2 separate regions of the Homo sapiens genome follow, and region 2 is linked to region 1. Evidence: read pairs that join two places in POLR2A ChIA-PET (ENCODE). Cell type or tissue: PC-3. All regions are shown on one strand. Links, peaks and the distances in the headings refer to the core of each region. The heading gives the core; the rest is flanking DNA. Region 1 overlaps LOC105371334 (a long non-coding RNA gene). Region 2 holds the start of CHST4 (carbohydrate sulfotransferase 4).

Region 1 (5,374 bases), core at 301-5,300:
CTTCTGGCTGGGTTAGTTCCTACGCAGGCGCTCTAGGTGGGAAAGGGAGCCTGCAGGGGGCCCAGAGCTGGCCAGCAGGGGGCAGCACAGGCTCAGGCTGGGAGGCGCGGGAGCCCATAGGATGCCGTCTTCCTCAGTTTCGAGAATCCCCTCCCCCGACTCAGCCTGGGTGACCAGAGTTCTCTCATCCAGCTGTGAAACAACGCCTGGAGTTCACTATTTAGGTTCACTAAATAGGTTCACTATTTCCTGAACTTCGCCTAATACACAGGTGAGACTGAGCTTGGGAAATCACTCACCCTCCCTCTGCCCAAAATGCAACCCTCTCGCTTGCAAAATGGGGATAATTGTACCTACTTCATAGGCTTAAATAAGTAATATGCATAACACACTGGAGCAGTGCCTAACATATATTTAAACTACACATGTATTAGCTATTCTTTTATTTTATTTAAAATTTTTTTTAGAGACAGGGGTCTTACTATATTGCCCAGGCTGGTCTTGAACTCCTGGGTTCAAGCCATCCTCCTGCCTCAGCCTCCAAAGTCCTGGGATGACAGGTGTGAGCCCCCGCGCCTGGCCTGTATTAGCTATTGTTATTGCATTGCTACCGCTTATCAGGCACTGTGGATGCCACTGTGATGCAAGGAAGAGAAATAAGATAGCCGTGCTGGCTGAGAGCTCACAGCCTCATGAGAGAGGCAGCTAAGTAAATTCTTTGTGACACTGGGAAGAAAAAGATGAGCATGAGATGTGGGCAGGGTATGGAGGCAGAAGTAACCAAAAGTCTTTGGGAGGCTGAGGCAGGCAGATCATCTGAGGTCAGGAGTTCGAGACCAGCCTGGCCAACATGGAGAAACCTTGTCTCTATTAAAAATACAAAAATTAGCTGGGTGTGGTGGTGTGCGCCTGTGGTCCCAGCTACTCGGGAGGCTGAGGTAGGAGAATCACTTGAATCCAGGAGGTGGAGGTTGCAGTGGGCAGAGATCACCCCACTGCACTCCAGCCTGGGCAACAGAGCAAGACTCTCAAAAAAAAAAAAAAAAAGGAACCAAAAGCAACGAAGGAGTGAAGGGAGAGCATTCCCTTCGCCCTCTGAAGGGTTGCTGAAAATTAACTGACAAAAGGCAGATTAATAGGAGAAATAGAAATTTATTAATGTGTCGGAGAGTCTTACAAAATATAAGATCTCAAAGAAAGGGAAGAGGGTTGTATGCCTTTTTTTTTTTTTTTTTGGAGACAGAGTCTCGCTGCCGCCCAGCCTGGAGTACAATAGTGTGATCTTGGCTCACTGCAACCTTCGCCTCCCAGGTTCAAGCAATTCTCCTGCCTCAGCCTCCAAGTAGCTGGGATTACAGGTGTGTGCCACCAAACCTGACTAATTTTTGTATTTTTAGTAGAGAAGAGGTTTCACGATGTTGGCCAGGCTGATCTCAAACTCCTGACCTCAAATGATCCACTCGCCTTGGCCTCCCAAAGTGCTGGGATTACAGGCGTGAGCCACTGCGCCCGGGCTGGGTTGGCGCGCCCAGGCTGGGTTGGATGCTTTTATACCATCTTGAGGTTACAGGAAGAATAGGGGTTGGACTCTGGCACAACAGACTATGGGAGAGGGAAAGGAGCAGGCCTGGCTAGCGAAGGTAGTCTTGTTATGTAGCTAAAGTTTCACAGGTAACCACTCTCAGAGAGAATAGATATGAATGTTTCTTTCAAACCTTTATTTTTTATTTTTATTTTTTGTAGAGATGGCGGGGGGGGGGTCTCACTATGTTGCCCAGGGTGGTCTCGAACTCATGGGCTCAAGTGATCTGCCAGCCTTGGCCTCCCACACAGCTAACCCCTTTCAAACCTTTAAAGGTATTAGACACTTACTTAACCTTCCCTAGATTTGGACAAAGGAGGGCTTCAGAGAAAGCCTGGCTGCATCAAGGCAGATTTTCTCTATAGATAAAAATCTCTCCCACAAAAGACGGCTTTTCAGCTATTCTTGTATTTCCAGTTCTTCTGAATAGCCAGCTTGAAATGTGTCAAAGAAGTATATTTTGGGGCAAAAGTTTTTCGTTTCCTTTAGTGACTTCCAGGAGAGAGAGTGCTTAAGGAGAGTTTTTAGGAATGAGTAGGACTGTAATCCTTCCTTTTTTTTTTTTTTTTTTTGAGATGGAGTCTTGCTCCATGGTCCAGGCTGGAGTGCAGTGGCAGGATCTCAGCTCACTGCAACCTCTGCCTCCCGGGTTCAAGCAATTCTCCTGCCTCAGCCCCCTGAGTAGCTGAGATTACAGGCATGTGTCACCACACCCAGCTAATTTTTGTATTTTTAGTAGAGATGGGGTTTCACCATGTTGGCCAGGCTGGTCTCGAACTCCTGACCTCAAGTGATCCACCTGCCTCAGCCTCCCAAAGAACTGGGATTACAGGCATGAGCCACCACTCCCGGCCCTGTAATCCTTACGTTTGAACCACAAGGGAAGAAGTAAAGGGAAAAAAGGCAGAAGAGGGAGGCAGGGGTCAGATTATAAGAAGCCTGCAAAGCCAGGCATATGCAGTTAGTCATTTCTCCTACTCTTCTCACCCAAGACACAGTCTGACTCCTTCCTGGCAACCTGAAAATGATCTGTCTAAGATCATTGACATCTTCCAAACACAAATGACACGTTTCAATCTTGAACTTACTCAGCTTCTCTGTAATAAAAATTTTACAGCTACCAGTAGCAGCTGACATTCATTGAGAACCTGACATTCACCGAGTATTTTGAGCATCTGTAGTTCATTGAATATTTATTTGACCATCAGTGACTCATTGTTCTCAGGCAATGAGTCACTGATCGTGTATTCTCTCTGGGTCTGTGGTCTCCAAGCAGGTGCACACAACCTCTCAATGTGGTGAAGGGAAAAAATCCTAGACCTCTATTTAATCTGGAAATATTGTCTTTTTGGGAATCTCTTTTTCTGTATCTGATTTATAATGTAAATGGTATGTTAATACAGCAGTTCATAGATATAATTTATAAATACATGTGTTCATGTTGGGGTTAGGTTTGAGAGTACAGGCTGTATGGAGCCACCAGAGATGGCTTTTAATCAGAGAAGTACCTCAGTCAAATTTGTTATAAAAATAACATTCCAGGCCAGGCACGGTGGCTCATGCCTATAATTCCAGCACTTTGGGAGGCCAACGCGGGCGGACCACAAGGTCAGGGGTTTGAGACCAGCCTGGCCAACATGGTGAAACCCCGTCTCTACTAAAAATATGAAAATTAGCCGGGCGTGTTGGCACGCACCTGTAGTCCCAGCTACTCAGGAGGCTGAGGCAGGAGAATCGCTTGAATCTGGGAGGCAGAGGTTGCAGTGAGCCTAGATGGCGCCATTGCACTCCAGCCTGGGCGACACAGCAAGACTCCGTCTCAAAACAAAAAAACCAAAAAGCATTTCAGGCTAAGCGTGGCGGCTCATGCCTGTAACCGCAACACTTCGGGAGGACAGAGCAGAATGATTGCTGGAGACCAGTCTGGGCTACATAGGCAGACCCCTATCTGTTAAAAAAAATTTTTTAGCCGGGTGTGGTGGTGTGTGTCTGTAGTCTCAGCTACTTGGGAGGCTGAGGTGGGATGATCATTTGAGCCCAGGATGTCGAGGCTGCAGTGAGTCATGATTGCACCACTGCACTCCAGTCTGGGCGACAGAGTGAGACTCTATCTCAAAAAAGAAAAATAAAAAATAAATAACATTCCAAAATATTCTGGAGGGAGAGCAGGTCCCAGCTGAGGCCTAGGGAGGGAGAAAAAGTGAACGTGAAAGATATTAAGGGTGATTACCTTAGCAAGAAGGAGCAGGTGATCAATAGCATTAAATGAGAACAGTGAGTTACTGATGATTCAATAATGAACTACAAATGCTGAAAATATTCTCTACCACACTGCGGATCAGAAATTCAAGAGCGGCTTGACTGTGGGTTTGTGAGTCTCCCTCGACATTACAGCCAAGAGGTTGTCAGGGACTGCAGTCATTTAGGCTTTAATGGGGCTTATTCTGTGGAAGGGCTGTGTATGCAAAGTAACCCCCAAACACAGAAGGAGCGGAGAAACTAAAGAACAAGGCAGGTGAATCCAGTTTGTCAGTAGAGGATGAATTATTGGGGAATTTACAGGTGGAAGTGTGGTCTTGGACGGCAGCAACATAGGTAGATCACTGTACCGTTACTTCCCAGAGGGTTTATACGCCAGAGGGAAGGGGTGTACATGCCTGCCGTATAGACGCAATTAAAGGAATTAAAGGCAGCCCTCCAGAACAGGCAAGAATGCTATGTGTGTCACAGCCTATAATTTGCACGATAACTTCAAGGTTGCTTTGGCTTAAAGGGAGGATTTATAGTGAGTACATATTCTTACATAAAGGGCAGTAAACAACGTTGGAATCAGGAGGCACTCCTGGGGACTGGGGTTAATCAGAAGTCAGCATGGTGGATTAGCATCCAAGATGGAGACACCTGAGTCTTCACAGGGCTTGAGGATCTCCTCCAAAGCTGGCTTGCCCAAGGTGAGCCTCTCCACAGGGCTGCTGTGGTGTCAGCATAATATGGCAGCTGCCTTTTCCCAGAGCAAGAGAGCCAAGAGACCAAGATGGAAACTTAATGCCTTTAAAAAAAAAACGATATTTTTTTTGAGATGGAGTTTTTGCTCTGTCTCCCAGGCTGGAGTGCAGTGGCGCAATCTTGGCTCATTGCAACCTCTGCCTCCCAGGTTCAAGTGATTCTCCTGCCTTAGCCTCCCGAGTACTTGGGATTACAGGTGTGCACCACCATGTCTGGCTAATTTTTGTATAATTAGTAGAGACAGGCTTTTGCCATATTGGCCAGGCTGGTCTCGAACTCCTGGCCTCAAGTGATCCACCCGCCTCGGCCTCCCCAAGTTCTGGGATTATGGGTGTGAGCCACCGTGTCCAGCCTGCAATGCCTTTTTTGAGTTTTACCTTGGAAGCCACATGCTATTAGTTCCACAGTATTCTATTGGTCACACAAGCCAGCCCTGGAATGTGGGAGGAACACAGCAAGGTCTAAATTACAGAAGGCAAGGGTCATTGGGACTGTCTTGGAGACTGGTATCCCAAATGGGAATTATAGCTTTTTTTTTTTTTTGAGACAGAGTTTTGCTTTTGTCGCCCAGGCTGGAGTGCAATGGCACGATCTTGGCTCACTGCAACCTCTGCCTCCCAGGTTCAAGCGATTCTCCTGCCTTAGCCTACCCGGTAGCTGGGATTACAGGCGCCTGCCACCATGCCCAGCTAATTTTTGTATTTTTAATAGAGATGGGTTTTCGCCATGTTGGCCAGGCTGGTCTTGAACTCCTGACCTCAGGTGATCCACCCACCTTGGCCTCCC
Region 2 (5,374 bases), core at 251-5,250, 80 kb after region 1:
GGCCTCCTAACTGCCCCCAGTTGTTCCCAGGTGTTAGTTGTCCACGGTTCTCAGGAACTCCCATGGAAATCCTCTGACTTCTTTTTCTTTCTGTGAGCACTTGCCCTGGGTAGAAAGCGTAGCTTTTGTGAAGCAAGTCCCATCCCTTGTCACTGAGCCCCAAGACACATCTGGATCTAGACGACACACAATGGGCTGACCAGAGAGCCAGGGGATACTTTAGGATGTGTCTTGGGCAAAACTCATTTCTGAAGACTGTAATGAGCAGCAGAGGCAGATGCTCCTGGGCCCTGGCAGAAGCGAGGTGATGCGAGTCACCAGGGCGCTTCATGGAAGGAGACTCTTCAATAGTGTCCTCGAATCCCACTCTCCCATTGCCAGAATTCCCAGCTGTTTGTGTCTAGGGTGGCCTTTGACATCGACCTTTCTCTTCTGTCTCTCAGCATCTCCCCATGACCCACTGCTGCCAAAAACTACCTTTTTCATTTTTTTTAAATTACTATTTATTCTTTTGGGACAGAGTCTCACTCTGTCAGTGATCTCAGCTCACTGCAACTTCTGCCTCCTGGGTTCAAGTGATTCCTGTGCCTCAGCCTCCCAGGTGGCTGGGATTACAGGTGCCCACCACCGTGCCCAGCTAATTTTTGTGTTTTTAGTAGAGACAGGGTTTCGCCATGTTGGCCAGGCTGGTCTCAAACTCCTAACCTCAAGTGATCCACCTGCCTCGGCCTCCCAAAGTGCTGGGATTACAGGTGTGAGCCACCACGCCTGGCCCAAAATCTTTTTTTTCCTTTTTTAGAGTCGGGGGTCTCACTCTGTTGCCCAGGGTGGAGTACAGTGGCATGATCATAGCTCACTGCAGCCTTGAACTCCTGGGCTCAAGTGATTTTCGATCCTCCTGTCTCAGCCTCCCCAGTAGCTGGGATCACAGGTGTGTCCAATCACACCCAGATAATTTTTTCATTTTTTACTAGAGACTGGCCCTCACTATATTGCCCAGGCTGGTGTCAAACTCCTGACCTCAAGCCACCTTCCAGCCTTGGCCTCCCAAAGTGCTGGGATTACAGGTGTGAGCCACCGCACCTGGCCAAAATATCTTTTTAAAGCATAAGTCTATCAACTTCCTGCTTAAAAATCCTTCAATAAATTTCCAGTGTATATGGGATTAAATAAACATCCCCACACCTCGCACCTGGGGTCCTTCATGGCCTGGTCTTGATTTCCTGTCACTCCCTTCTGTTTTAGTGCCTTAGGCTCCCGACTTTCAGTTCTTCCAAACTTGCCCTGTTATTTAAAAGCCCTGAGATTTTTGCAGGACAGCTACTATTCCTTCAAGAATCTAACCTGCCTTCTCCCTGAAAGGGAGAGCCTGCCTTCTCCCTGAAAGAAGTTCTGTCTCTTTCTCCTGAGACTTTTTTTTTTTAATTTTATTTTTTAGACAGAGTCTTGCTCTGTCGCCCAGGCTGGAGTGCAGTGGCATGATCTCAGCTCACCGCAACCTCTGCCTCCTAGATTCAAGCGATTCTCCTGCCTCAGCCTCCCCAGGAGCTGGGATTACAGCCACGCCCAGCTAATTTTTGTATTTCTAGTGGAAATGGGGATTCGCCATGTTGGTCAGGCTGGTCTCGAACCCCTGACCTCAGGTGATTCTCCCGCCTCGGCCTGCCAAAGTGCTGGGATCACAGGTGTGAAGCACCGCGCCCAGCCCCCTCTTGAGATTAATTTGTTTCCCAGACCTTCTGTTAGCAGCCATCCCTTTTGACAGTAAAAGCCTGTATGGGTGCCTCTCTTTTCTCTGGGCCACTATAGCTTAAGGGAAAGGCTGTATCTTATCTTACTTACACGTACATAACAATTCTACAAATGATCAGGGCTCGGCTCATTAAACACTTGCTAAATAAATGAGTAAGTGAGTAAATAGATGAGTGTGGGCTTGATCTCCTGATCAAGATCACACCGCTGCACTCCAGCCTGGTCAACAGAGCGAAACTTGGTCTCAAAAAAAAAAAAAAAAAAAAAAAAAAAAAAATAGATGAGCATGGGAAGAGGCACAGTAATTGCTAGAAAGCAGAAAACTAAAGGAGCTCCTTCAAGAGAATGAAACATAAGTATCCTTTTCTGAAATGCACACGGACACTCTTCAGCATCAGTGACTAAAATTTAGGTGATTGCATGGAACAGTGAGCACATTACCCATGCCGTCTCAGTTACTTGGACCAAGCTACTAATAAAGTCAGAGGCATGGGTTAGATGCAGTATGGCACAGTAACCCTTGGTCCAAAAAACAGTTACTATACCAAGCATGCATTAATTAAAACCAGGAGGGAAATTATTTTTCTCTTCCTGTATGAAAATTAGTTTTAGAAAACATTTAAAAAATAAAAGCCTCATTGCTGGGTGATAGGCTACCTTGCTTGAATCAGCTCAGTTACTAGGCTAACAAAGCAAAAGCAAAAAAAAAAAAACAAAAAACAAAAACAAAACAAAAAACCCAAACTCAGCACATTCCATCATCACCACCCCAAAAAATTAATTTAAAAAAATGTTGCCCCAACGATGGGTGAACGGTATCATCTTAAAACACAAAGGACAGCCATTTCTGAGGAGTCAAGAGAACCTTAGGAACTTGAAAACGCCACCAAAGGGTGGTGAGAAGGGAGAATCTATGTTTGGCACAGGAACCACGAAGGTGCCAGATGGGTGACCTCAAGCAGCAGCTGATTAGAGTGGGCTGAATTATAGATGTCCCCCAAATCGGTACCATGTAGCCTCGTAGAGACAAAATGGGAAATTCTGAGGGGGAAAAAAACCAGATAGATACTAATTTAAGAAGTCTGGGTTCCAGCCACTGGATGCATTCCTAACTTACACTTCCCATGAGATTATGCCCCTTACAAGTAGAAATTAGATACAGCAGAAGATACCTTGAGCAAAGAGAGAGAGAATGGGGTTGGATTGGGGAAACTGGCATCCTCACAAGCAGCCTGAAGACCTGGAAAACCTCTGAAGCTAGGCACCTGGGTAAAGGGTGTCCATATAACAAACTCTTCCTAGACAGTGTCAGGAGGATTGGACCTGGGTCCCGCCAGGGCTGTGTCACTAGTGCCAAGGACAGTGCATGGCACATAGTAGGTGCTCAAGGAACATCTTTCAACAAATGACAAGTGAACATATATTTGTACAGTGTTTTTTTTTTTACTATATGAGACCCAGAAAGGAAGATTGAGCAAGATATTATAAACCAAAAATAAAATTCTAAGGCCCCCCAACCATCTGAAAGGACTTCCTCCTCAGCCAGGACTCTTTTTTTTTTTTTTTTTTTTGAAATGAAGTCTTGCTCTGTTGTCCAGGCTGGAGTGCAGTGGCACGATCTCAGCTCACTGCAACCTCGACTCCTCAGGTTCAAGCGCTTCTCCTGCCTCAGCCTCCCGAGTGACCTGGCTAATTTTTTGTATTTTTAGTACAGACATGGTTTTGCCATGTTGGCCAGGCAGGTCTCGAACTCCTGACCTCAAGTGACCTCAGTCTCCTAATAGTGCTGTGATTACACCCATGAGCCACTGTGCCCAGCCAGGGGTCTTTTTAAAATTTAACCTGAGAGACTGTTTCAGGCCATGACAAGAAGTGGGGATCTAACATGCCTCATCATACCTCTCCAGCATTAACACCAACACAGACCTTAAGTCTGATAAGAAACATTTTACAACCTATTCTCTCTGAAGCCTGCTATCTGAAGGCTTCCTCTCAGTTGCAGTGAGCCGAGATCGCACCACTGCACTCCAGCCTGGGCGACAGACCCGTACTTTTTTCTTTTCTTTTTTCTTTTTTGAGATGGAGTTTTGCTCTTGTTGCCCAGGCTAGAGTGCAATGGCAGGATCTCGGCTCACTGCAGCCTCCCGGTTTCAAGCGATTCTCCTGCCTCAGCCTCCTGAGTAGCTGGGATTACAGGTGCCTGCCACCATGCCCAGCTAATTTTTTTGGTATTTTTAGTACAGACAGGGTTTCGCCATGTTGGCCGGGCTGGTCTTGAACTCCTGGCCTCAGGTGATCCACCTGCCTCAGCTTCCCAAAGTGCTGGGATTACAGGCGCGAGCCATCGCGCCTGGCTAGATGTATTTCTTAAATGTATTTGATTGAAGTCTCATGTCTCCCTAAAGTGTATAAAACCAAGCTGCACCCCGACCACCTTAGACACATGTTCTCAGGACCTCCTGAGGGCTGTGTCACCGGCCATGGTCACTCATATTTGGCTCAGAATAAATCTCTTCAAATATGTCACAGAGTCTGACTCTTTTCATCGACAATATTACATTTATTTTACACATAGAAAAGTATTTCAATTCCAATTAGAAGTTTCATACTTGTCCAAGGCCATGCAAGATAGACGTATCTTCTACCATAGCTGATATGTTGGCACCATAACTTAATCATATTGCACATGTGCGTGGTGTTCCACATTTTTAAAGCCCTTTTAGCTGCAATTATGATACTGATCGGTTAGATATTTTAGACAGTGATGAGACATTTCTTCATTTTTCAGAATAAATAAACTAAACTTTAATTGACTGGCTCATCCGGTATAAATAGCCTTTTCTGGATCAGAACCCAGGTTTTGGGGATCCCAGGGCTGAGAATTTTCAATGATCACACTGTCCCTCTCCTGAGCTAGAGAAAACCTACAGCTCCTTGCACCTCCTGTCTTCCACTCCCCAGCAGAAAACAGAGGAGAAGCTGCAGGAAGTACAGAAATTTGAGCTCCAAAGCCAGGATCTGAACGAGTCAGTTGGCACCAGGGGACCATCTACAAAATATACATCAGAACAGCCTGATCTGCTCTCTGGGCTCTTTTGGACCCATTTAGGGATAGAGCTAGTGGGGCTTGGGGGCTGCTGGTAAGCAGCTTGTGTTTTATTTTACCCAGAAAATTCCCCAGGTGATCTGATTTATCCCCTCTGCGCAAACCGCCTTCGCCACTGTAATCTCTAGCTTAGCTGCCAGAGGTTATCTGATACTCTTGCTCCAGCAGCTCTGGGTAATGGCTCTGCATTGGAGTCGTACACAGAAATTCTCTTCTTACCTTGTGGCTTGGGCTTCCCTGCTGCTTTTGAGAGGCTCACTGCTAGCCGGGCCATGCGCTTTTCTCCTCTGACTCACCAACTCCCCTCTTGGCTTCCTCCTCCTACTTGCTTTTGCATAACCGTCCCTACTCAGAGCACATTTCACTGTCCCTCCCTTCTGCCAAAAACAAAAAAGGACCCACCTTGCAAGACGGGCTTGAGAAAGCACTCGCTCCCAGGAAGCTGTGAAAGTAACAGCTTTAACACTGCTGAGACTCAAGGGGTGGGGAGACTGCTTGAGGTGGGCTGGGAGAAGC

The links. ChIA-PET counts read pairs that join two places held together with the same protein. Peaks named below come from ENCODE experiments on the same cell type or tissue, not always from the same donor. Only the 100,000 strongest peaks of a DNase experiment are listed, where the experiment ranks them.
Region 2: POLR2A ChIA-PET joins it to region 1 with 20 read pairs; 5 of 35 experiments call an interaction of 5 or more read pairs at or near these places.

Annotation. Positions count from the first base shown.
Region 1 is chr16:71,605,899-71,611,272 of GRCh38, reverse strand. All of the region lies in intron 2 of LOC105371334 (a long non-coding RNA gene), which reads left to right. Among named protein-coding and RNA genes, the nearest start is that of MARVELD3, 18 kb to the left of the region's middle. RefSeq lists a silencer at 3,250-3,299. In PC-3, for the core only: a CTCF peak has its summit at 3,077; a DNase peak (open chromatin) is centred at 2,752; H3K27ac peaks cover 595 bases.
Region 2 is chr16:71,526,199-71,531,572 of GRCh38, reverse strand. CHST4 (carbohydrate sulfotransferase 4) reads right to left here and starts at 5,147. Exons shown (of 2, transcript NM_001166395.2): 1 at 5,078-5,147. RefSeq lists an enhancer at 4,904-5,374. In PC-3, for the core only: no CTCF peak of the experiment used is centred there; no DNase peak of the experiment used is centred there; H3K27me3 peaks cover 1,057 bases.